Linked DNA regions of Homo sapiens: regions 2 and 3 are each linked to region 1. A link is a loop called in an ENCODE intact Hi-C map of the cell type or tissue named here. Cell type or tissue: PC-9. All regions are shown on one strand.

Region 1 (8,000 bases):
AGCCTGGGCAACAGAGCAAGACTCCATCTCAAAAACAAAAACAAACAACAACAACAACAAACTGATCTTAAGTAGAGGAAAAGAAGATTGAAGATTGGAAGAAAATGACAGATCATCAAATCACAAAGAAATGGGGGAATGTGGAATCTGTCCTTGATGACTGCCACTGAATATTCACACTAACATCACAGTGAGGTCCCTGTTCATTTGTGCAGGAGAACATGTACAAACATTTAGGCAGAACATACGCAGAGTAGAGTATACAGACCTCTCCCTCCTGTTCAGGCTTTTAGCTGGCATTAGGGGTTTGAGACCTTGGAATGTTGTCAAAGAAAAACACACTTTAAAAGCCCGTTTCCAAAAGGGTGACAAACGGGACTGGATGATGTGTTTAACCTCATGAAATATTGAACTCTTGGATGTAAATCTGCCCATATCACTAGAGATGAAAGAGTTATTCCTGTTTTTATGTCTAATTGTGGAACTGGTGAAATTTGCATTTCCCTAGAATCACTGCCCCTGTTGATAGTTGAAACACACAGTTTTGAAGAACAGCAAATCATACTCTAAGAGGCAGTAGTCCCCTATGTCCTGTCGTTTTCCCTGTTTCTGCCTTCTATAGACACCCTTGCCACCACTCAGAAATGTTTGAGACTTTGTGGAGAAAGTAGACTGGTGAGAATTTCCTCGTACTTGGAAGGGTTAAGCACTGAGTCGATCTACAGCAAGTGGCACACCCAGTTTGAGGTCCACGAGGGTGAAGTAATTTATCTGTGAGTCATATCACTGAATACACTGTTCTATAGAATGTTGGTTAGCAACTCACTTCCAAACATCGTGGCCAATGGTTCTGTTAGACATAACATTTGAAAGTGAGATGAGTTGCTCATGTGGGCTTAGCAATAGGCAATGAAACGAATCTGGCATTGAAACAGACGTGGGTTTTTACAATGGGTTTAGACTGAAAAGAAGTGCTGTGTTGCATGAGTCCATCTTCACACTAAGCATGAAAGCCAGAGAAGGACCATCCGGTGCTCCTGGTGGAGACAGTGTCTCGGGACACTGCCTGTGAGGTTTTCAGGATAGGAAAAAGAAGAGAAAAGGAAACCCAGCCCCTTGGTTTTCTTGTTTTATAATGTGGCCATTTCAGAGGCTGTGACTATAGGATTAAATGCTTAGCAATTGGCAGGACTTTATATTGACTGGTGTTTAAAACTTAAAATTCAGTTATTCCAACCACAGATACTATTAAAAGAACTCTGGAGTCAAGAGGAATGAGCAGGCAAGAGGGTGAGGCTGTGTCTATGGCTGGAGGAAAGGTGTGATGAGTTGCTGTTTTGTTGCTAGGCAATAGGTTTTATGTGACAACAATTCCTTTCCTTTAAAGAACTAGAGTGCTCTTTTTGTTTAATGAAAGCATTAGATTTTCTTGGTACAAGAGGTACCCATTGAGTTTACGTGAATATGTGGTATTATAGTAAACAGTGCTTATGAAAGGGAATGCTATTCTATTTTTGAATTCTTTTGTTTTACATTGCCACCTCTAGAAATCATTTGCCTGAGGAGATGTGGTTTTTTCCTTTTCTCAAATGATTTCTGTTGTTTGGCTTGTCTGACTGTAAACCTCTAAATTACCCCCAGCTGTTATGAATGTGCTTCTGAATTTCTCAACAGATAGCATAGCATGTTTGTGTTTGGGGATGTTAGAAGATTTGCTTTTATAATTCCAAACTAGTTAACAAATCCTGATGTAAATATGTTATGGTATCTTCTATATTTCTTCTTTTATTGATCCTATTATAATGTAAAATGTTGTAGACTGCTTATGGTCACATTAAGACAGGGCCATATATCTCTTGCATCCTTATAGCCTTAATACCAATCTAACATAAAACTTGGCATATAGTTTATATCAATAAATGAACGGTTGTTGAATAAGTGAATGAATGGATGCACAAATCATTGATATACTGTTGCATTTTCCAGTGACGTGGATTTATTTATTTATTTATTTATTTATTATTTTGTTTTTGAGATGGAGTCTCGCTCAGTCTCCCAGGCTGGAGGGTAGTAGTACGATCTCAGCTTACAGCAACCTCTGCCTCCCCTGCCTCTCCGGTTCAAGCGATTCTCCTGCCTCAGCCTCCTGAGTAGCTGGTATTACAGGCATCTGCCACCATGCCCTGCTAATTTTTGTATTTTTAGTAGAAGATGAGGTTTCACCATGTTGGCCAGGCTGATGTAAAACTCCTGACCTCAAGTGATTCACCTGCCTCGGCCTCCCCAAGTGCTGGGATTACAGGCGTGAGCCACTGCGCCTGGCCTGATAATATTCTTCTATATTTTAGAGACCATGGAGTTAATTCTAAAAATGGAAAATACTTAGGCCTGAATACCAGCCCATAGGTTTACTATTTTTCCCTAAGGTAATGTCTTCTCCTTAAGCAGCATTAGAGCTTTGCTAACATGCCATCTAAAAATGTACCCCCCAAGCTGGGCTCAGTGGCTCACGCCTGTAATCCCAGCACTTTGGGAGGCCGAGGCAGGCAGATCACCTGAGGTTGGGAGTTTGAAACCAGCCTGACCAACATGGAGAAACCCCGTCTCTACTAAAAATACAAAATTAGCTGGGCATGGTGGCGCATGCCTGTAATTCCAGCTACTCGGGAGGCTGAGGCAGGAGAATTGTTTGAACCCGGGAGGCAGAGGTTGTGGTGAGCTGAGATCGCGCCATTGCACTCCAGCCTGGGCAACAAGAGCAAAACTCCGTCTCAAACAAACAAACAAACAAACAAACAAAAAAATGTATCCCCCCAAGAACAGGAAGAAGTGTCATGGAGGTCTTTTATTTTCAACAATATAGAAACATTTTTGGATGAACTTTGTCTCTCAGGTTTTGGAGAATTAAAATGCCTCCCTTATCCCATCCCTGCCACACTCTAGGACATTGATTCATGTTCCCAAAGAATAATGGTTAGCTTACTGTATGCCAGCTACTATTCTTAGCTCCTTACATGAACTAATCCTTTTAATCCTCACAACTACACTATGAAGCGGATGCTACTATTGTCCACTTTATGGGGGAAGAAACTGAGGCACAGAGAGGTTAGCTTGCCTCGGGACTCTGTCTCTGCTGAGATTGGAAGCAGAAGACTAGTTCCAGAATTCACACTCCTAACCCTACTACAACACCTGCTCTCAAACAGAGAAGGGAAAGGAAGTCCTGGCGTTTGCACTCTCCTTGATCTTGTGCTGGTCTGGTCTGGACATGGACCAAGGCTTGGGGGCCTTGCACACGTAAGTGAGTGCAGATGCCCGGCCCAGCCCCAGGGCTCCCTTGTCCTTGAGCTGGGGCCACGCTGAGGCTGAGGCTGGCCTCCATGGCTTGACTTGAGGCCACCTCCAGATCCACACCCTGAAAGCTTGGGACTGGCCTTCTCAGAGAATGGGGCAAAACACTCTGACGCCAACTACAACCATCACAAGGAGGTACATTCTCTGTAAGGGCAAGCCTGGGGCTGCACCCAAGTAGACTAGCAGACACTCATTACAGAGAGAATGTTCTGGCACTCTGGCCCTGCCAAAGGCTACCAGAACACAGAAGGCCCTTTCTTCCAAGGGGCCGAAGGAGGAGCAGGCACACACCATATGCCTCACTCACCACACGAAACCACACACCACATAGCACACACGCGTGCACCCTCATACCACACTGACCCTTCACCACACACACACCCATACACCTTCATGTCACACATACCACACACACAGATATACCACATGCACCCCATACACCCCACCACACACATACAAACACCACACCATATACACACACACACAGTACAACATACACACTCACACACCATATGCCACACACATATACTTTACACATATACATACCTCCAAACACACACCATGCACACACACGGTACACCATACACACACCACACACTATGCACACACCATGTACCACACACATACCCCTCCAACATCACATGAACACTACGCACCCTCCCCCATACCACACACATACACGCACACGTACCATGCACGCACACACACCACAATGTGCTGTTACTTAACAGGTTTGCCTTCCCACAACTCTATCAGCAAACCCTTCTGGAGGCGCAGCCCACACCTGCATTCCAAAGAACGCAAATCCCTTCCCTGCCCGATGAAAGGCCCCTCCCACAGTGAGTCACAGAAACTGCAGCCGAGCAGGCAGTGGTGGGCCCCACCCTTCTCACAGGAAGTGAGAAAGAGTAAATATGTAGTTTTTCTTTGAGGGCCAATGCACATGTTAAATGGGTGATTAAGAAGACAGAGAGCTGCTTAAAAGGTCATGGGAGAAGTACAATGTCTGGGGACTTGGCAGTAGCCTGGCAGAGACCGCAGGAATCCTATAGAGTCTTTTATGGACAGGGCTCTGAAATTCCAGAGCCTGCAGGAGGTACCTTCCCCTTTGACTCGGCGGGGCTGTACCACTAAGAATGCACTGAGCATTGGGTGCACTTGGGATACCTGAGCTGTGGGGCCAGAGAGGCAGCCCTAGGGGAGAATTCCGGAGTTGGGGCTGGGTTCTTTCAGCATAAAAAATCAAAGTGTCGCTTCTTTAATGAACCTCCCGGCAAGGTCTTCCCTGAAGACCTTGAACAAGTGTTCTTAAACAAGTGTTCCTTTATGCAATTAAAGGCCAGGGAAGCTGGGGTCTGAGAGGCCATGGAGCCATTGGGATAATAGTGACAGTTCGGCTACCATTCAACTGGGCTTCTGATGAATCATGCTGGGGGCAAGGACTCCAAATCACCAGCTCTACTCTATACTCGAATCAGTAGGCAGTTCAGACAGTCTTGGGGGATTTGGGCAAACGAACGCTCCACTTAGAATCTCTCCAGAAAGACAAAGGGGGTGCCTAACAAACAATTCAAGGACTGTGGGAAACCAATGATCATCAAGGGCTCAGTTGTACAGTGTAAACCAAAAAGTATCTGAGACAGGTCTCAATCAACTGAGAAGTTTATTTTGCCAAGGTTAAGGACAGGCCAGGGAGGAAGAAACACGGAATCACAGAAACAGTCTATGGTCTGTGTCGTTCTTCCAAGATGATGTTGAGGGCCTCGATGTTTAAAAGGGAAAAGTGGGCTGGAGAGGAAAGAGGAAGGGCATGGGAATCTACTTGTTGCAAGGGAAAAGGAGCAGGAAGAGGAACAATCAGTTACGTTTCCTCTAGCAGTCTGTAAATTGGTGCTTTACATAAGATGAGCATAGAGTTTAGCTGCCTGTGGTGGGGATATCTAGCCTTTTATCTGTAGCTATCTGCTTAGGCACAAACAGAAAGGCAGCTTCTTGCATGACTCAGCTTCTAGTTTAATTTTTTCCTGTTGCCAAGAAAAAACTGGGGTCCTGAGAGTTTTTCTTTTCCTTTCACAACAGGAAGAAACAAACTACAGAGCCCCTAGGTATACTGGGGCCACCTGGGGTCTTGTTAAAAATGTGCATTTGGGGGAGGGGCGGAGAGTCTGCGTTCCCCCCATGCAGTGCCCAGGCTGCTGCTCTGTAGGCCACACTTTGAATACTGAGAGTACCAGAGAGGACTTGGTGGTAGGGGGTGGTGGGTGGATTCTGGTACAGTTGGAGGGAGGAGGCTTCCTGGGGTGAGGGCACTGAGATGGGTCCTGGTGGTAAGATTGTGTGGGGAGGAGAATAAAGGTACCCCAGATCAACCTTGTGGGGCAACAAGTGACCTGACAAACTCCCATCATGTATGGCCACTGTCCCCCATTCAAGGCCAGGGACCGTTGGAGGAGTTGGAAAGTTAAGAGCTTGAAAACTGGATTCTGCCTCACTGGGAGGTTCACTGACATTTAGTCTTCTCTGAAAGATGGGCATAGTTATACCAATCCTACAGGAGTAGTGTGAAGATTAAATGAGATGACATATAAAGTGCTTAGGGCCTGGGGCAGCATAAGTGGTAGAATATTTGTTCATATTATTATTGTTATTATTATTAGCTGAAGCAATTTTTTTTTTTTTGAGATGGAGTTTTGCTCTTCTTGCCCAAGCTGGAGTGCAGTGGCACGATCTTGGCTCACTGCAACCTCTGCCTCCCAGGTTCAAGCAATTCTCCTGTCTCAGCCTCCCAAGTAGCTGGGATTACAGGTATGCGCCACCATGCCTGGCTAATTTTTTGTATTTAGTAGAGACGGGGTTTCACCACGTTAGGCAGGTCTGGAACTCCTGACCTCAGGTGATCCACCTGCTTCAGCCTCCCAAAGTGCTGGGATTACAGGCCTGCACCACCGCGCCCGGCCCTCCTGTTGACTTCTTTTTTTTCTTTTTTTGAGACGGCGTCTCACTCTGTTGCCCAGACTGGAGTGCAGTGGCACGATCTCAGCTCACTGCAACCTCTGCCTTCTGGGCTAAAGCAATTCTCCTGCCTCAACCTCCCGAACAGCTGGTATTACAGGCATGTGCCACCACGCCCAGCTAATTTTTTTTATTTTTAGTAGAGACGGGGTTTCACCATGTTGGCCAGGCTGCTCTTGAACTCCTGATCTCAGGTGATCCACCCGCCTCGGCCTCCCAGAGTGCTGGGATTACAGGCCTGAACCACCATGCCCGGCCTTCCTGTTTACTTCTGAGCCCTGGGCCAACATACTTCAGAACAGAAGGCCCCTGGTGGCTGGAGGGGCTCTCTTCTCCCTCTTCATGGCCCTGAAGGGGCGGGGCAGTGGTGACACTGAGAGGGACAGGAGAATTGGACCTGCCTTGACAAGACGGCAGCAAGGCCTCATTCCCTGGGGCCTAGAAGAAGGTGACTGCGCTGGGCATACACAGGGGAGAGGATTCAGAGTATTCAAGACGAATATATTGGGTAGAAAAAGTTATTTAAAATATTTGAAACAAGTCTCATTTTTACACTGAAATGTCACAGTCCTTCAGGCTCTCTGTTTTAGCCAAAGGACATCAGGACATGGTCTTACCCGAGATATAGCCAGATTCAGTATAGGTACTTCTTAGTGTTAGGTGTTCTAATGCCTGTGTCCTGCCCCAGCCCTCCATGAGAGCCAAGAGCTGTGCTGAATAGAATTGCTGAGCCCTTGCAGAAGAGGGTGTCATATTTTCCAAATATTCCCTTTGCAAGATAAACTAGCCAGAAGGTAGGAGGTGTCAGGCAGCGCCGAGCACCGGCTGGGCCAGACCTCTGGAAGAGCAACTGGGAATGTTGATTACAGGGCAAGAATCTAAACAGCAGTGATTTATTTTCCAAAGTTGCTGGCACTTTTTAATCCCTTTTTCTCTCTTCCTCTTCCCTTTAACAGGGCAGAGCAAACAATCTTCAGGCCAATGCAATGCTTTGTGGGTTTTTTGCATTGATTTGTACATGAAACCATGTTTTTTTTTTTTTTTTGAGATGGAGTCTTGCTCTGTCGCCCAAGCTGGAGTGCAGTGGCACGATTTCAGCTCACTGCAACATCCACCTCCCGGGTTCAAGCGATTCTCTTGCCTCAGCCTCCTGAGTAGTTGGGATTACAGGTATCCACCACCATGTCTGGCTAATTCTTGTATTTTTAATAGAGATGAGATTTCACCATGTTGGCCAGGCTGGTCTCGAACTCCTGGCCTCAGGTGATCCTCCTGTCTTGGCCTCCCAAAGTGTTCGGATTACAGATGTAAGCCTCTGCTCCTGGCCTGAAACCATGAATTTTTTATGTGGCCATTATTATTTTATAAATGCTGCTTTCTTTCTCTATCTGTTCTTTTCAGTACTTAGCCAGCGTGCAGAGAAGCTTCCCAGTTAGGAGGTGAAGAAACACAAGGCTGCACTGGATGCGGAGGCTCCCACCTGGAATCCCAGCACTTTGGGAGGCCAAGGCTGGAGGATTGCTTGAGCCCAGGAGTTCAAAACCAGCCTGGGCAACATAGTGAGAACCTGTCTCTACAAAAAATAAAAATTACCTGGGTGTGATGGTGCACGCCTGTAGTCTCAGCTACCTGAA
Region 2 (8,000 bases), 59 kb after region 1:
GCTTTCCTCTCCACCCTTTGCACAGCTCCTGAGGTTGACCAGATGCCCCTAGCAGCTCTGGGCTGCACCTTTGTGTCCAAGTCTTGGTTCCAGGAAGAACTCTGAGCAGATTGCTCCTGTTGGCTGGTGCAGTTGGCTGGTGTTCCTGTTGGCAGGTGGCATAGCACAAGATTGGGCTGCCAGAATGGTACTAATATGCTGGTTTGGGCAACTCAAATTGTTTATATAGACAGACGCCCCCACAAAAAATACTTGCTTATGATTCCACACACCTTTGGGCATATAAAGCTTAAAAATGTGCAGTATAGGCCAGGCATGGTGGCTCACACCTGTACTCCCAGCACTTTGGGAGGCCGAGGTGGGCAGATTGTGAGGTCAAGAGATCGAGACCAGGCCAGGTGTGGTGGCTCACCCCTGTAATCCCAGCCCTTTGGGAGGCCAAAACGGGCGGATCACAAGGTCAGGAGATCGAGACCATCCTGGCTAACACAGTGAAACCTGTCTCCACTAAAAAAATACAAAAATTAGCCAGGTGTGGTGGTGGGTGCCTGTAGTCCCAGCTACTCAGGAGGCTGAGGCAGGAGAAGGGCATGAACCCAGGAGGCGGAGCTTGCAGTGAGCCGAGATGGAGCCACTGTACTCCAGCCTGGGCAACAAAGCGAGACTCCATCTCAAAAAAAAAAAAAAAAAAAAAAAAAGTCCAGGCGCGGTGGCTCATGCCTGTAATCCCAGCACTTTGGGAGGCCGAGACAGGTGGATCACAAGGTCAGGAGTTCAAGACCAGCCTGGCTAAGATGGTGAAACCCCATCTCTACTAAAAATACAAAAATTAGCCAGGCATGGCGGCAGGCGCCTATAATCCAGCTACTCAGGAGGCAGAGACAGGAGAATTGCTTGAACCCGGGCAGCAGAGGTTTCAGTGAGCCGAGATTGCGCCACTGCACTCCAGCCTGGGTGACAGAGTGAGCCTCCCGAGTAGCTGGGACTACAGGCACCCGCCACCACACCGGGCTAATGTGTTTTTGTATTTTTAGTAGAGACGGGGTTTCACCGTGTTAGCCAGGATGGTCTCGATCTCCTGACCTCCTGATCCGCCCGCCTTGGCATCCCAAAGTGCTGGGATTCCAGGCGTGAGCCACCGCGCCCGGCCTATCATGTTTTATTTCTTAAGCTGGGTAGTGGGGGAGTAAAAGGTGCTGATTGTGTTATTTTTTATGCCTTTGTGTATTATTTGATTTTTTTTTCTTTTTTTTTTAAGAGGAAGAAGTGAAGATAAGAAACCACTCGAAGCCGGTGTCTGGTGCTGGGACCGTGGTGGCTGGGACGGCAGCAGTCGTGCTGTCCATCTGCTCTTCCGAGGGGTGGCACATCCTAGCCTCTATCTTTTCCCCAGAGAAGATCCCCCTCGTCTGCTCTTCCCCCGTCTCAGCCTTTTAGTGTGTGAACAGTTCTGGTGTTACTCAGCAACGCTTTTGTTAGCGCCTTTACCAGCAAGTACTTGTTAAACACTTAAATCTTACAAGTGGAAAGAAAATTCCGTGGTAAATTTAAGTACAAAAGTCAACCAAAATTCTGAGTCTCGGACAAGACTGGTTAAAAATCGTTCTACAATGAAACTAATAAATTAAATCATATAAAACTTTTATTGCTTTGCAAGGAAGCTTTAGTATTAAATGTAAGCATTTTCATCTGGTGATTCTTCCCAGTCTCCTGTGGTAATAATACCTGGACAGGGAAGAAATCTTTTGAGATAACTAAACTATACTGGGAAATGGGCCCCTTGCTAAGTTTCCTGTGGCAGTGACACCCCCTCTGTTGCAAATATTTTCTCCGATGCGTGGTTTCAGTTCCAAGCCAAACCCGTTCTACAGCGTGCTTTGTACCTTTCCAGAGACTGATCGGTATCAGCTTGCCAGGGCTTTAAACCCCATTCATTCTTTCATTACTTAAAAGCCTCTTTCTTTGGAAAACCTTTGAGTGAAGCATAAAATTAGCATCTAAAAAGACATAGCAGCAACTGAACCCAGGAACGTCAGGGAATATGTGACCACCAGCACCATTATTGACCTTCCTAAGTGCAGTTTGATGGGGGAAGGGGCTATGCAGGTGGAAAAAGGTGGCCGAGAGGTGGAGGTCCCCCGGCAGGGGCAGTCGCCTCTCTGGCCTGAGCCAGAAACTCCCAATTCTCATGGGTGGCTGATGAGAGAACCCCTCCCCTCCTTTGTATTTAATCCTTTCTCTAACTCACTTCTAAGCTGACATCAGAAAATCTTTGAAGAAAAGCACAGGGGAGGCCTATTTCAGTGACTTTCACTTCTCTAAATGTTTGTTCTTTTCAGTTAGTTGTAAAATATGTTTGAATAATATTTTCAATTCTCTTTCACCACTGTTCTACAAAATGTGAGCCTGTAGGCATTGTTTTTTTTAAATGAAAAAGAAAAGATTGATTTTAGGAATCACATTCAAAGTGTTTGATGAATCAGGGCTCAGCTTAGCATTCAAGAACATGGCTGGGAAGTTTCCACTTTGTTTTCGCCCTAGATTCGTCTTTAAATCTTTTGTCTCCTATATTTTTCCAGCTCTGTGGACTTCTTTGAAGAGAAGAGGGCTATGAGGATTGAAGAAAGAAAGGCTTTTATCCAGTAATTTGTAATGATCCCATTGGATGATTATGGAATATTTTTTGTATACGTAACCCCTCAGGGAAAATCTGAGCCTATCTCTACCCTTAAAAACTCTGGTAGCCTGATGGCGGGTGGCGGGGAGAGAAGAAATCCTGTTTCTCCTTTCCCTGATTTTGTCCCCAAACTACATCTTGCTTTGAAAGTAGAGGAGTTGGAAGGAGAGGAGTTAGTCTCTCATGGGGCCCCTGGAAGGCAGATAGCTGCCAATCTTTGTGTGCATTTTGTCAAGAATGGCTGCCTTCTAAAAACAAACCAACTCTCCTCGATGCCTCAGGTCAGGGATCTGGGAGAGACTGGATTGTATAAAAGATGTTTCCAAGGCAAAAAAGCATTGCTCTCTTGGGGCATTTACAGAGGATGTCATCAGTGGGCACTTGGAAGTTCTAGAAGTCATGTGGGGTGCTGGTGTCTGCAGTTCCTGGTGTGCTCAGGACATTCTGTGTCTGCATAGAGGGTTGCTGCCCTATGGCTGGCCAGCTCATACCTGCACAATTACTTCCAGCACCTTGGCAGGCAGGAAAGGGACTACAAATATACCAACAGGGTAGGCGTTTGCTCTGGGGAAGAGGCTGATTTGGGGTGAATAGTTCATACCACAGGAAGCCCGCTGTGTGTGGTGGGCAGGTGACATTTGGACTGGGCTCCTGGTGGCTTTTGGCTCTCTTCCAGTTTGGCCTAACAATGAAATTACACGTTGAAGGGGTTTGTTACTGTTGATCTTTATTCCACAGCCTGGCTTCTTGGTAAAGGCATCCATGTTGTCCGTGTCTACATTTCCTCATCTCCCATTAATTCCCCACCAGCCCACAGTTTGCTTTCAGCCTTCACAGCTCCTGGGAAATGTCTCCCCATCTGTTGCCATCCTGGGGCCCCTCCCGAGGCTTAGTCTCCTTCCTCTTCTGCCCAGAGCTCAGCCCCTTGGCTGCTTTGCCACCTCCCTCCTCTAAAGTCACCCACTTTGGGAGCTTCTCATTTTTCTGTCTCCTTTGCCCTTTCCTTATGTTTAGTTGTTCCCAGACTCCTGGGACTTAAGTTCAAACCCCAACTCTACCATTTATTACCACTGAGGCCTGGGCAGGTCATATAACTTGCTTCAACCTTAGATTCCTTCCCTGTGAAATGGGGATAATATAGTACATACCTCATGTGGGGGAAGATGCAAAGAGACAATACTTATAAAGTGATTTACATGGAGCTTCTTATGGGGAAAGTACTTACTAGATGCTAGTTAACATCACTGTTACTCCTTTCTCACTCTGCCCACTGTCCACCCACTACAGCCAGAGGCCTTAACAGCTTCCATTCTTTGAAAGGTTGCCCTCTAGCCTAGCCCTTCCTCCTCAGTCTACACCCCAGGATGCTGGGTATCTCCAGCACCATAAATATTGCAGAGCAGTGAGTAATACCTGTTGGGTTCACTGAACCCACTTCATAGGCCCCACTCCCTGTGCTCAGTGAGCAATAAGTCCTCTCGTAGATTCCACACTGTTAAATAGAAGAAATAATGCTGATCATGGCTGTGCACTTTGTTCACTATGCAAAGGTACTTGGGAGAGCACCGCTGGCTGGAGAGTATATGGTAGCTGGGGGACCCAGGAAGAAGGTCTTTCTCTATCTCAAGCCTTCTTTGAAATTCAGATATGTTGGAAGACTTCCTAGTGTCTTTCAGGGCTGCGAAGTTACCCAACAACCTTTAATTGTGTGCATTGCTTTTTTTTTTTTTTTTTTTTTTTTTGAGATGGAGTCTTGCTCTGTCATCCAGGCTGGAGTGCAGTGGCATGATTTTGGCTCACTGCCTCCGTCTCCTGGCTGGTCTCAAAATCCTGACCTCAGGTGGTCCACCTGCCTTGACCTCCCAAAGTGCTGGGATTACAGGTGTGGGCCACCACCCCCAGCCTGTGCATTGCTTTCTTTCTTTTTTTTTTTTTTTTTTTAAGACAAGGTCTTGCTCTGTCACCCAGGCTGGAGTACAATGGTGCAATCTTGGCTCACTGCAACCTCTGCCTCCCAGGCTCAAGCGATCCTCCTACCTCAGTCTCCCAAGTAGCTGGGACTACAGGCACACACCACCACCCCCAGCTAATTTTTGTATTTTTGTAGAGACAGAACTTCACCATGTTGCCCAGGCTGGTCTTGAACTCCTGAGTTCAAGCAATCTGCCTGCGTTGGCCTCCCAAAGTGTTGGGATTCCAGGTGTGAGCCACCACACCCAGATTCTAATATTTTTCTATAATGCGAGATACAACCTCCCACCCGTGATTGTCGTGATATAAATATAAACATATTTGGTATGGAACCCAGGCCTGAAACCTAGGCTCACCATTATTGTGTCACCTTGTACTGTGACTGCCACCCCTCGAGCTGGCCCCTGCCGCACAAGTCACATGACCTCTGTGCAGAGGGCAGAATCTGCTGGTTCCTCCTGAGTGTCAAACTCCTAGTCCCCTGTCTCCTTGGGGCCAGCTCCCTTCTTTTTGCTGTTGGGACTGACCGACCGCCCATCACAGCTTCCAGCGCTGCTGCTCAGAGCCCCTCCCCGTGCTCTAAGGAGCTGCCCCTCTCCTGGCATTCTCCTCTCTTCCCTTCAGTCTCCTTGAAGTGTGGAGAAAGAGGCAGGCATTTTACAGCCATTTACAGCCAGGCACAGTCCTTCTAGCCCGTTGGAGAGAGGCCTGTCTGTGAGGAGGGGAGGTCTGTGACAAAGATTCTCTCCTTGACCAAACTCTAGCCCAGCCTCCTCTGAGCTGTTTTTCAATGAGGCTCTCTCCTTAGACACATCCTTAAAATCCCAGTTTTAGCAAGAATCCTGCTAAGTCAGTTTAGCCTCGATAGTGGGTCACCCTCCGTATCTGATCAAATCCTCGCCCCCACCATAGCCTTGGCCTGCCTTCAGCAAGAGCCCTCTTAGTTGAGTATAGCCAGAATCCCCATGGCCTGATGTTTCATCTGAATCATTTTCCATCTGCTGAGCCTCCTGCCCTGCTCCATGGCTAACAACTCCCACTTTCCCCTATCTCTCTGTCCTGCTGCAAAATCCCATTGCGGTGGTCCCTGTCACTATCATGATAGTCCTGAGTAAAGTCCGTCCTTTAACAAGGGTGAGGGCCAGTTGTGGTGGCTCACGCCTGTAATCCTAGCACTTTGGGAGGCTTAGGCGGGCGGATCACCTGATGTCAGGAGTTTGAAACCAGCCTGGCCAACATGGTGAAACCCTGTCTCTACTAAAAATACAAAAATTAGCTGAGTGTGGTGGTGCACGCCTGTAATCCCAGCTACTAAGGAGGTTGAGGCAGGAGAATTGCTTGAACCTGGGAGGTGGAGGTTGCAGTGAGCCGAGATTGCGCCACTGCACTCCAGCCTGGGCGACAGAGGGAGACTCTACATCAAAAAAACAAACAAACAAACAAAAAAACCCCAAAAAACCAAAAACAAAAACAACACAAAAACAAGGGTGAGAATAATCTTTTCCTTAACATGTGGGTGGACCACTGCTGCAGGCCATGTGAGATGGGAAAGCTGGGGGCCCATATCCAGCTTTCCCTGCTTTCCCATTGGGGGGCTCCATGTGGATGTAACAACAGGAGAAGCTACAGGCACGTCATGATTTCCCTTGTTCTTTGGGAAATCTGAAAGAATGAATCCTTTCCTAATCCCAGAAAGGCAGCCAACCTTTGAGACCTTGAGGGTAGACTGCAAAGTTCACATCTCACAGGGGTCAGGTAGGTTATGTAAATTTGTAAAGTGTTCCCGGTGCTACGAAAGGGAGGAGTGGAGACTGTGGCAAAGCAGAGAACACATGTCCCATGGAACGCTGTCGGTCGGCTCCAACCAGTTACGGCTTCTGGGACTGTGGGCCTGGTCTTGCCAGTGCACCTGAAGACAGGAAGCTGGGTTTTTACATGAAAATTCGATTTTGTAAAGTGTTGGCAAGTAGTAAAAATAGAGTATGGTCAAAACAACTCAGAATTTTGCCTTCAGGCATCTGGTTTGTAATATCTGGGCTAGAGTCTCATTATCCCTCTTGTTGAGGGAGGGAAGTTATTAGGACCGCCAGTGGGAAGGAAGGAGGCTGCTCACTGGCAGGAAGAGGGAAGTGGTGCAACCTGGAGTCAAGGTGGATGGCTTAGGTTTAGGCCTTTGGGGGATTTCCTTGGGGCGGGGGGTGGGACGGTGCACTGTGTGCCTGCAGTGTCTTCAGTGGGCACCTGAGTTGCCCCTGGAGAGCTGCCAGCCCCACCTGAAAGCCTGGACTTCTTGGCTCAGATCTTCATGTGAGGCTCAGCCAGGAAGAAGGGGTGCCACCCACCTTTGTGAGGCCACATGAGTTATGCCAGCAACCCCAGATCCATAGGACCTTCCTCCAGTTGGACTTCTGTGGACTGCACAGGCCCAGGAGTTCCTACATGAGCCCAAGGGGTGTGGAGAGTGCAATCCCCAAAACATGGCTCAGACTGGATTATCTGCCAGGTCGGGGACTGAGGGCCAAGCCATGTTTAATTGATTTAGAAAATGAAGAGATGGAGGCCGGGCATGGTGTCTCACACCTGTAGTCACAGCACTTTGGGAGGCTGAGGTGGGTGGATCACGAGTCAGGAGTTCAAGATCAGCCTGGCCAACATGGTGAAACCCCATCTCTACTAAAATACAAAAATTAGCCAGGTGTGGTGGTGTGCGCCTGTAGTCCCAGCTACTCGAGTGGCTGAGGCGGGAGAATTGCTTGAACCCACGAGCCAGAGGTTGCAGTGAGCTGAGATTGAGCCACTGCACTCCAGCCTGGGTGACAGTCGCAAGACTCCATCTCCAAAAAAAAAAAAAAAAAAAAGAGATGCAAAAATATCCCAGGTATCTTCGTATGTCAGTATATGTGTGTGTGTTTAGTATCTCCTGATTGGGACCCAGTTTGAAAGCCTGAGAGTTCTGGAGATGTGGATGCCTGAGAATCATGGTTTTACTAGGCAAAGATTTTCTCCTCTTCTCAAAATAGCTGTAGCTATTAGACATCCTAAGTATTTAGGTTCCATATCACTTTCTCCAGTTGGGGCCGGTTTTAGGAAATTGTCCAGGTGCCTGGTTTCCTTGTACAAACACCTTGCTGACTTACCCACTAGTATCGAAGCCGCTGAGTTTTCATGACTCTGTCACTGACTTTAATACTTGCTTTTCCCTTGACTGAACTTCGGATGTTTAAATGGAATTTAGTGACGTTTTCACACCACATTTTTCATTATTTAGCACTTTGGAAACAGAGGTTGTTTTGTTATAAGCTTTTTATTCTTCTTAACCTCCTCTGAATACTTGAAACCTTTCACGACGGAA
Region 3 (8,000 bases), 81 kb before region 1:
TGTGCGTCCCACAATGAGAGCTACAGCTGACTAAACCTCTGTGCTAGGTCCTGGGCATGGGACCTCGCATCTGCAGAGCAACCTTATGAGTTGGGTATTGCCCCCATTCTACAATGAGGAAAATGAGGCTTGAAGAAGTGATGCTACTAGCCCCCAAATAGCTGATGAGCAGCAGAGCCCAGCTCTCACTCCAGCCTGGAGACGTCCAAGGAGCTGGATCTTTCCATGGTGCCCGCTGTATATACTAGCTGCAGGAGGTCGTGTTTCAGGCACTGCGACCCCATTGCAAGGGGCACATATATAATTAGATTTAAAACCAGTTCCTGACCGGGGGCTGTCAGATCAGCACTGAACAGTTCGGGGTGGAGGGAGCAAAGTGGGTGAAAGTCAATCAGAGGTCCTCCCTCTATGAATCCAGCAGCTGCACTGACTCGTGTACAAAGTCAAACCCATCTCTTTGGGGATGTCTACTTCAGTAGTACAGCTGGTATTGGCAGAGGATCATGAGACATCCCAGAAGCTTCCAGTGGGATGTGGCAGCTTGAGCCAGACCTCTCCCCCAACCCACCCACCTGCAGAAGGGCCCCACCGCAGGCAATTGGGCAACAGGTGCTGTGGCCGTGCGGAGGTGTCCCCCGTGCAGACTCACCCTGTGCTGCCACTCTTCAACTTCATCCTCCTTGCGCCTCCGCGCCTCTTCCAGGAGGGCAATCTTGGCAGTGTATTCTGCAAGCTCCGCAGCCTGGGAAGGGAATGCCAAGCTCACGTCAGTTCTGATATCCTTTCAACGGAGTCCAGTTGTGAATGAGTGTTCATGTGTGTTGGCAAGCAGTCTCCAACGTGACACCTGAGTCCCCGCCACCCCCACTCCATGGCCAGCAGGGTCCATTGTGCACCCCCGGCATCTCTTCCTGGATGCCCACACCCACCTTCAATGGGTGACCCTGGCAACAGCCCAGCCCCTTCCCCACCAGCTGCCTTCAGCCCCCCAGCAGATCAGTTTACAGCTTCCAGTCATGACAATTATTACAAGGCAGGTGTCACATTTTCCATCCTCAGAAGCAGCCTCTCTATAATTCAGCATCTTGAAACTCAGGCCATTCCTACCAGCTGCTCCTGGCTCTTTATCTGATCCACCGCCTGTCTCTCCAGCTCCTCCTTAGCCCGCAGTGCAGCCATACGGTCAGCCTCTAGGCGCTCGGCCTCCTCCTGTGCCCGCTTCCTCTCCTCCTCCAGCTGCAGGGCCCTCTGAATCTGCTCCGAGAGCTCTGCAAAGACACAAAGCCAGAGCCATTCAAACCCTCAGCCCAGGGACCTAGGAGCCCTCGCTTTCCATTCCCACCCCCAAAGCCACAGAGCCCTAGACCAAGTCACAGGTTGAGGGGATGTCTTCCAGTGACCCTGGAGGAAAGCACTTCACAGAGCTCATTGCTGCTGTATCCATGACAACTTCCTCAAGATGGCTAGAAACCCGTCCAACGCCAGCCAGGCGCCCTCTCTCTGGCATGCCTGACTCAACCCTCTTGGCGCTACTCTCCCCAGGTCAGCCGCCCGCTGTGCTGGTGGTCCACACTCCACTCAGAACACAGAACACCCTTCCCATGTGTGCTGTAAGGGCTGCCAGTGAATACAGCATCTGTGGCGCCTTGTGTAATCGGCCCAGCTGCTGGGGTTGTTGACTGGAGCTGTGCTGGGAAGTCTGGCTCTGAACACGCCTTTGGGTTTTAGTCTAGAGGTCGAGGGCAGTGCAGCATGGCCCTGTCAGTCATGGGCTGGGGGACTGTGGGCAAATCACTGTACCGCACCAAACCTTACTGTCCTCATCGGGGAAACTGGGTGATTGAGCACTTACCGCAAAAGACTAGGGAAATTTTAAAATACAAAGTCTTAGAACAACTAGCATCAAAGTTAAATAAGTACAGAACTGTTTTCCAAACCAAATAACCATTTTATCATTTCGGCTGTGAGTCTGCGCTGTGGGACACGTTCTTGGTTTCCTTCCTGGTGAGTGGGTGGGTGGGTGTGGCCCCTGCTACTCTGTGGAAATGCATGACCCAGTGTAGAGTGCCAGCCCCAGGGCGCCTGACCTCTCTCTGCCTTCTTTGTCTTCTCCTCATAGTCCTGCAGCCGCAGCATCAACTCCTCCTTCTCGCGCATCATCTGCTCTTTCTCTCTCTCCACGGTTTCTCTCCTTTTCTTCTCTGTTTCCAGCTGTTGCCTGGTGCAGGGAAAAAGAGGCACAGGGAGATTTAGACTCTGGCAGGAAAGTGAGGGGTCAACACACTTCACGGGTACTTGAAGCTCCAGGATGGACTTGGTATCCTGAGGGCCACCCTAGCCTGCTGCCAGCCTGAGCTGCCTGACGGAGCAGCCGCTCCAGGGCTGACAACAGGCTCAGCACCACAGCAACCGCCCAGAGACAAAGGCCTCGAAGATCCCAGCGTGGTGACTGGGTTCCATTCCACCACACTCTCCCCATCAGCTCCACAGTCACCTGACAGGCACTGGCTGCCAGTGGCTGAGTTGGGAGAACACAGGCCCCCCCCACTCTGGCCTCACGCGCTCACCGCTCCAGCTGCTTCTGATGCTTCTCCTCCCGGGCCTGGGCCTTCATCTGCTGCACCTCGATGGTGTCAGGCTTCCTGCGGCGCATATACAACTCATGGTTGCCCATGCAGAGCTGCAGGATCCGCTTGTTGATTCTCAGACGTGGGGCATAAAACACAAAGTCCTACAAAACAGAACAGGGCCACCTGGACTCAAGCTCCTTCGTTTGGTTTTCTTCTCCAAACCATCCTTCACAAAGGTCCAGAACTTTTCTAAAAGAACAAATGTAGCAGAACAGGGATGGCAGCATCTCGGCACTAGGAATGTGCATTCTCCAGGACAGATGGAGGAAGGGCACGTGCCGCGTGTGTGTGCGGTTATGTGTGGGTATGTAGCACTGGGAAAGTGCATTCTCTGGGACGGGTGGAGGAAGGGCAGGTGCCGCGTGTGTGTGCAGTTGTGTGTGGGTAGGGACATCCTGCATGCACACTGAAATGCCACTGCACGTTAACTGCAAAGCTTTTCCAAGGTGAGAACTCTCAGCCTTGGGAAACCTTTCAAGTCTCAGAGCTGCCTGCTCTTCCAGGTAGCCACCTTTCATGATGTCCTCTCCAGCCTCACTGCTGCTCCCCATCCCCGATGCTTGCCTGGACTGCCTCTGCTGCTATTTGGGCTTCCTGTCTCCTCTGCCACAGCCTCCCCTCCCACACTGTTATTGCTACACTGACTGGGTCACCACCCCGACCCATCACTGCCAGCCTGGGAGCTCCAGGATGAGCTCCAGGGCCTGGGCCCAACCCACACAGAGACCTTCCAGCTCTGGGCCCAGCCTCCGCTGTGCACTCGGTTCTCTCTCCTCAAAGCTATCCAGCCCTGCTCCTGCCACACCAGCTACAGGTACTCGCCGCAGTGGCACTGTCACTTCACTCCAGTGACTCCTTTCAGCATCTCACTCCTATGAGGCCATCAGCTCCCAAGGGCAGGGGCCACACATTCACTCATCTCTTATCTTCCCAGGGTATTTGAGGTGTGCAGTACCTGCCAGGCACTGCCAGCTCGTGCAGCACAGACAGCCACGTGCGAGCTCCACAGCCTTGAGCACATCCCTTCACCAGGCTCAGTGCCTTCAACCATAAGGCAGGGATGCCGGTATCTCAAGGGACTTCAGATATGGGACTCAATCCTCCCAGCAGTCCCATTAGATGCTGGCGTCCCCGCCTTATCGGTGACGTTCAGGAGGTGCTCGGCGCAGGAAGAGCTGGCTGACACACACAGCGGTCACTCCAATTGCTAGTGCCTTGCAAGACCACAACCAGAGGAGCCTCCTGGAAAACAAGGCAGAATCACAGCCTTCGGGAAACTCGTGACCATGACTGGAAACATTTGGGACACAGCTGACAATCTTGGTCCCAACTCCTTGCTACTGCTGTGATTAGCTTACAAGACAGAAGAATATGGTTTAGAAACTCCCATGAAAAGTTATTTTTCAGTGACTCTGTTGGCTTCCTCTTAACCTCAGGGCCCCCAGCATCCAGCTTCTGACCATTTGGAACAGAGGGACAGGGTGGCTAAAACAAAAAAACAGTGCGATATATCCCACAGCAACTTCTGAGACCTAACGAGGAACCGGCTGAGCGGGCTCATCAACACATCCGAGAAGAATCTATTTAGCTTCAGTCTTTTCATCTGTTCCAGAAATCCTAGGGTGAGAGGTGATGCCAAGCCCTGAGAGCCCATGAACTTCCTGGGTGGGGCTGTCTTTGGGGTTTCACACCCTTGCTGTTAAGTCATTGGGTTTCCCAGGGAGGAGTCTGTGGAGCTGGGAGCAATCGGCATTTTTATGACCCACCTATCCCTTATTACACAAGAGGAAACAATCCTGCATTACAGCTTTGGAGGACTCTACCAAATAGGCCCTGACTCAGAAAACGCTGATTAGCACCAACTCCCCTTTATGGGGTTGTGGGGGTGCATGGGTGGGGGGATCAATGAAAAACCTCAATGGTTAACATAACAATGTCTCCCTCTCTCCCTTTCCCTGCAGAAGACAGGTCCTGCCAGCAACGGGAACCAGAATTTGGGGAGTCCACTGCCAGTGGGTGAGGGAGGATGGTGCCTGGCAGGAAATCTCTCCCAGTGCCTTTGAAGGAAGCCGGTTTCTCACTTCAAGTTAAAACAAAGACTCATACTGAAATGTTTCTAAATCCAAGTCCCTAACCTGATGCAGGATGCAGCTTCCTGATGCAGAACCACAACACGACAAGACCTGGAGCAGGGTTTTTAAACTGGCCGAGGACCAGCAAGGTAAAAATGCAAACCAGGCACAAGGAAAGTTCAAGAAAAATAAACCCAAGACCCTACAAATACAGAAGGAGAGAAGGTAAAAGAGCCCCTTTTCAAGTCCCCAGGATGCCAGGAAACTCTCCCACAAGAGGCCAATCCCAAGGCTCATCTGGCCGCAGAGATGGCAGGAGGCAGCCGCGGGAGGCAAAAAGGCAGCGGGGCTCCTGGGAAGGTCACGTGGGGGAAGCGTCCGAGGAGTCAGAGCGGAAACGCTGCTTACTTTCTCCAAATTTCAGATGCCTCAGAGCCTTCTGCCTTTTCCACAAGGCCACAGGAACAAAACGCCCTTTTGAAAGGGAAAAGGCAGCCGCCTCAGCCCCTCATAGTGTCACCTGGGCAGGCCGTGTCAGCTGTATACAAGGTCCCATCTAAAGAGCCAAAGTGTGGCCCCAAACTGCTGTATGCACCTTGGCAGGGAAGAGAAGCTGGCTTTTAAAAAGGAGACGCCAGTTGTTGGGTGAGAACTGGACAAAGACTCATTTGTGAGTTCACAGCAGAAACCGCCTGGGGTGAAGATGACCCGTGAAAGTCAACACAAGATAAGGAATCCCACCGCCTCAAACTTTGGGCCTCTTCTTTTTTACAAGAAAGTTCGATGTCGAAAACTTGAACTTCTTCTGCCCAAAGTTTACAGACTGAGGTGGGGCAGTGCCTCGAGCAGCCCTGGGGTGCTGTGGGGGTGACAGAACTCCACCTCCTCAAACCAGCAGTGCCCACTCAAGGCAAATGCTGCCTCCTCAGTGTGGCTCCTGCCCAACCTGCCTAAAGGAATCTCACCCCCATCTTCTGATCCGGCTTAGTTTTTAATCACAGCTGTACTGTTAAATTTACTACCAGGAAGCATCTCAGTTGCCTTTTTAACCCTTTCCTTCACGTAAATGTAGGCTCACCAGGGTAGGAGCTTTGCCTTGTTGATGGTGCACACAGCCCTGGAAGAGTGCCTGGGACAGCGTGCCACCAGCGAATGTTTCTTTTGCTTACGAGATGGCTTCACATGAGGCTACTCTATAATAAAGGCACATGCACGAGATGCGTTACAATGGCTTCTGCTTGGGGCTTATTATGAAAATATTCTTCAGCTTTTCAAGAGATGGACTTATCATCAAACACACACACACACACACACACACACACACACACACACACACGCACAAACATTCTGAAACAGTCTAGTCCAGAGCTGCTGCTCTAGTCAAATTTTTAATAAGTGTTCTGAAAAGGCAGTAGCGTCACAGAGTACGTAGTAGCCTACTGATGAAGAGATTTCAGCATTTTCTTGCTCTTCTAAACTGTGCCAATCTTACTACCCAAGTGACATGAAGACGCTATGACCCTCCATTCATGCTGTTGCATAATATGAACTGCTGCCATGGAGCCTTAGAGTCTGCATTCAATACGCGTTTAATTTTAAATAACCGTGCAACTACCCACAGAGTAGCAGCCAAGAGTTTGCAAACAGCAGGAGCCCTTTTTTTTTTTTTTTTTTGAGACGGAGTCTAGCTCTGTCACCCAGGCTTGAGTGCAGTGGCGATCTCAGCTCACTGCAACCTCTGCTTCCTGGGTTCAAGCGATTCTCCTGCCTCAGCCTCCCGAGCAGCTGAGATTACAGGCGCCCACCACCACGCCCAGATAATTTTTGTATTTTTAGTAGAGATGGGGTTTTCACTGTGTTGGCCAGGCTGGTCTCGAACTCCTGACCTCGTGATTCGGCCATCTCAGCCTCCCAAGGTCCTGGGATTACAGGCGTGAGCCACTGAGCCTGGCCAAGACGTTTTTAACAAAGAAGAAAATACTTTCACAAAATTGTCAAGACCTGCTGATTTTAAATTATGCTAGACAAACCTGTATGTGGGGAGAAGTAACAGGACAATAACACCACATACTGTTCTAAGTGGATTTACCATTGCTAAGCAGTACCCAGTCCCAAAAGGGTTAACAAGACAACCAAGGTATGGACCACAGCCCATGTTTGCCTCTCCAAGCTTAACACTGTAACTAAGGAACCAAAATTACATGAGAACACAAAGTCCTTTCCAATCTATAATTTTCGTAAAATTCAGAACAGGCTCTAAGGTGGTAACAGAATTTCTTCAGGTGGCAATTTTTTAGAGAACTAGATTTCTGATTAGATAACAAAATCCTTACCCATTCTACAATGCTACAGTTATGTGCGTATGTCTCAAATATTCTGAGTTAACAAAAGTTTAAATGTCAGCAGAATAAATAAAACCAAATTTACATAATGCACTGGTCTTTGCAGCTATTACAATCAATACTATCAGATTTCAGGACATAAAGTGTCGCCTTCTTACCATGTCCTCCCAAAATGACTGCCTGCCAGTGTCACCTGTGTGAGGATGCACACCTCTGACAACAGAAGTGGGTGAAGCCCCGATGAAACCTTGGGCACCAGCAATGCTTGGGTGCAAGTCTGACTGTCCCTATCTTGGGTAAGTTCCAGGACAGCTCTGAAAGGCAAATCTGGCCCTTGAGACTCGCAGGTCCCACTGTCCGTCAGGTGCCGGGGAGAGTCCCTGCACCCAGGTGGTCAAGGGGACAGGCTGGCTCTCCACACCAAAAACACAGCATTTTGGGAAATGCTTATCATTTGGCCAATGGCTCAGAACTGCCCTTTTCTTCATAAGGAATGAGAATCATTTGAAAAGTTAAGTGGTCTCCCCTGCAGCAATTGCCTGGCCCACAGGATCTCTGGCCCTCAATGTAACCTCATGAGGAGTTTGGACTATCACTGGCTACTCGTCACAGTATAACTTGTCCGTTACCCTGACAAGTATAAGAATGAAAAACAGTAGCCCCTGAATAGAATCCTTTGGAACTTACAGGTGCCTTCTTGTCGATGGGTTTAATGACAAACTTTTTGTCATTGAAAGAGATGTTCCTGATTTCACTCCAAGGAAAGCCAATCTTTGGGGTTAACCTGAGGTTAAAAAGAAGAAGTGGATGGTTAGATGTATACATATGTTCTTGGATTGGCTAAGAGAGATTCGCAAATCAATTCTTATTAGTTCAATTAAAATAATATGAAGCTAACCCAAGAGGCACAATGTGTTATATGCTATTATCAAATAGTTCCCACCTGTCCTAGGTTA

What was found. Hi-C counts contacts between places; a loop is a spot of excess contacts. Peaks named below come from ENCODE experiments on the same cell type or tissue, not always from the same donor. Only the 100,000 strongest peaks of a DNase experiment are listed, where the experiment ranks them.
Region 2: a loop joins it to region 1, with 6 times the contacts of the local background. A loop is called at or near these places in 10 of 110 quality-filtered maps.
Region 3: a loop joins it to region 1, with 5 times the contacts of the local background. A loop is called at or near these places in 4 of 110 quality-filtered maps.

What each region holds. Positions count from the first base shown.
Region 1 is chr6:158,849,295-158,857,294 of GRCh38, forward strand. It overlaps LOC124901448 (a long non-coding RNA gene), which reads left to right and starts at 4,294. Exons shown (of 2, transcript XR_007059836.1): 1 at 4,294-4,450; 2 at 7,768-7,973. It also overlaps the pseudogene OSTCP1. RefSeq lists enhancers at 3,353-3,878, 3,879-4,404, 3,979-4,028, 4,309-4,418, 4,405-4,928 and 3 more. In PC-9, no CTCF peak of the experiment used is centred here; DNase peaks (open chromatin) are centred at 757, 1,397, 4,317 and 5,307; H3K4me3 peaks cover 4,004 bases; H3K27ac peaks cover 8,000 bases.
Region 2 is chr6:158,908,709-158,916,708 of GRCh38, forward strand. LINC02901 (long intergenic non-protein coding RNA 2901) reads left to right here. Exons shown (of 3, transcript NR_160980.1): 3 at 1,259-1,645. Among named protein-coding and RNA genes, the nearest start is that of LINC02901, 43 kb to the left of the region's middle. RefSeq lists enhancers at 1,301-2,094, 2,095-2,888. In PC-9, no CTCF peak of the experiment used is centred here; DNase peaks (open chromatin) are centred at 1,863 and 3,233; H3K4me3 peaks cover 1,599 bases; H3K27ac peaks cover 4,257 bases.
Region 3 is chr6:158,768,677-158,776,676 of GRCh38, forward strand. It overlaps EZR (ezrin), which reads right to left. Exons shown (of 14, transcript NM_001111077.2): 8 at 7,732-7,828; 9 at 2,568-2,731; 10 at 2,088-2,218; 11 at 1,108-1,268; 12 at 650-742. Among named protein-coding and RNA genes, the nearest start is that of MIR3918, 7.9 kb to the left of the region's middle. RefSeq lists a silencer at 2,779-2,985 and an enhancer at 3,923-5,122. In PC-9, no CTCF peak of the experiment used is centred here; DNase peaks (open chromatin) are centred at 4,295 and 5,445; H3K4me3 peaks cover 505 bases; H3K27ac peaks cover 8,000 bases.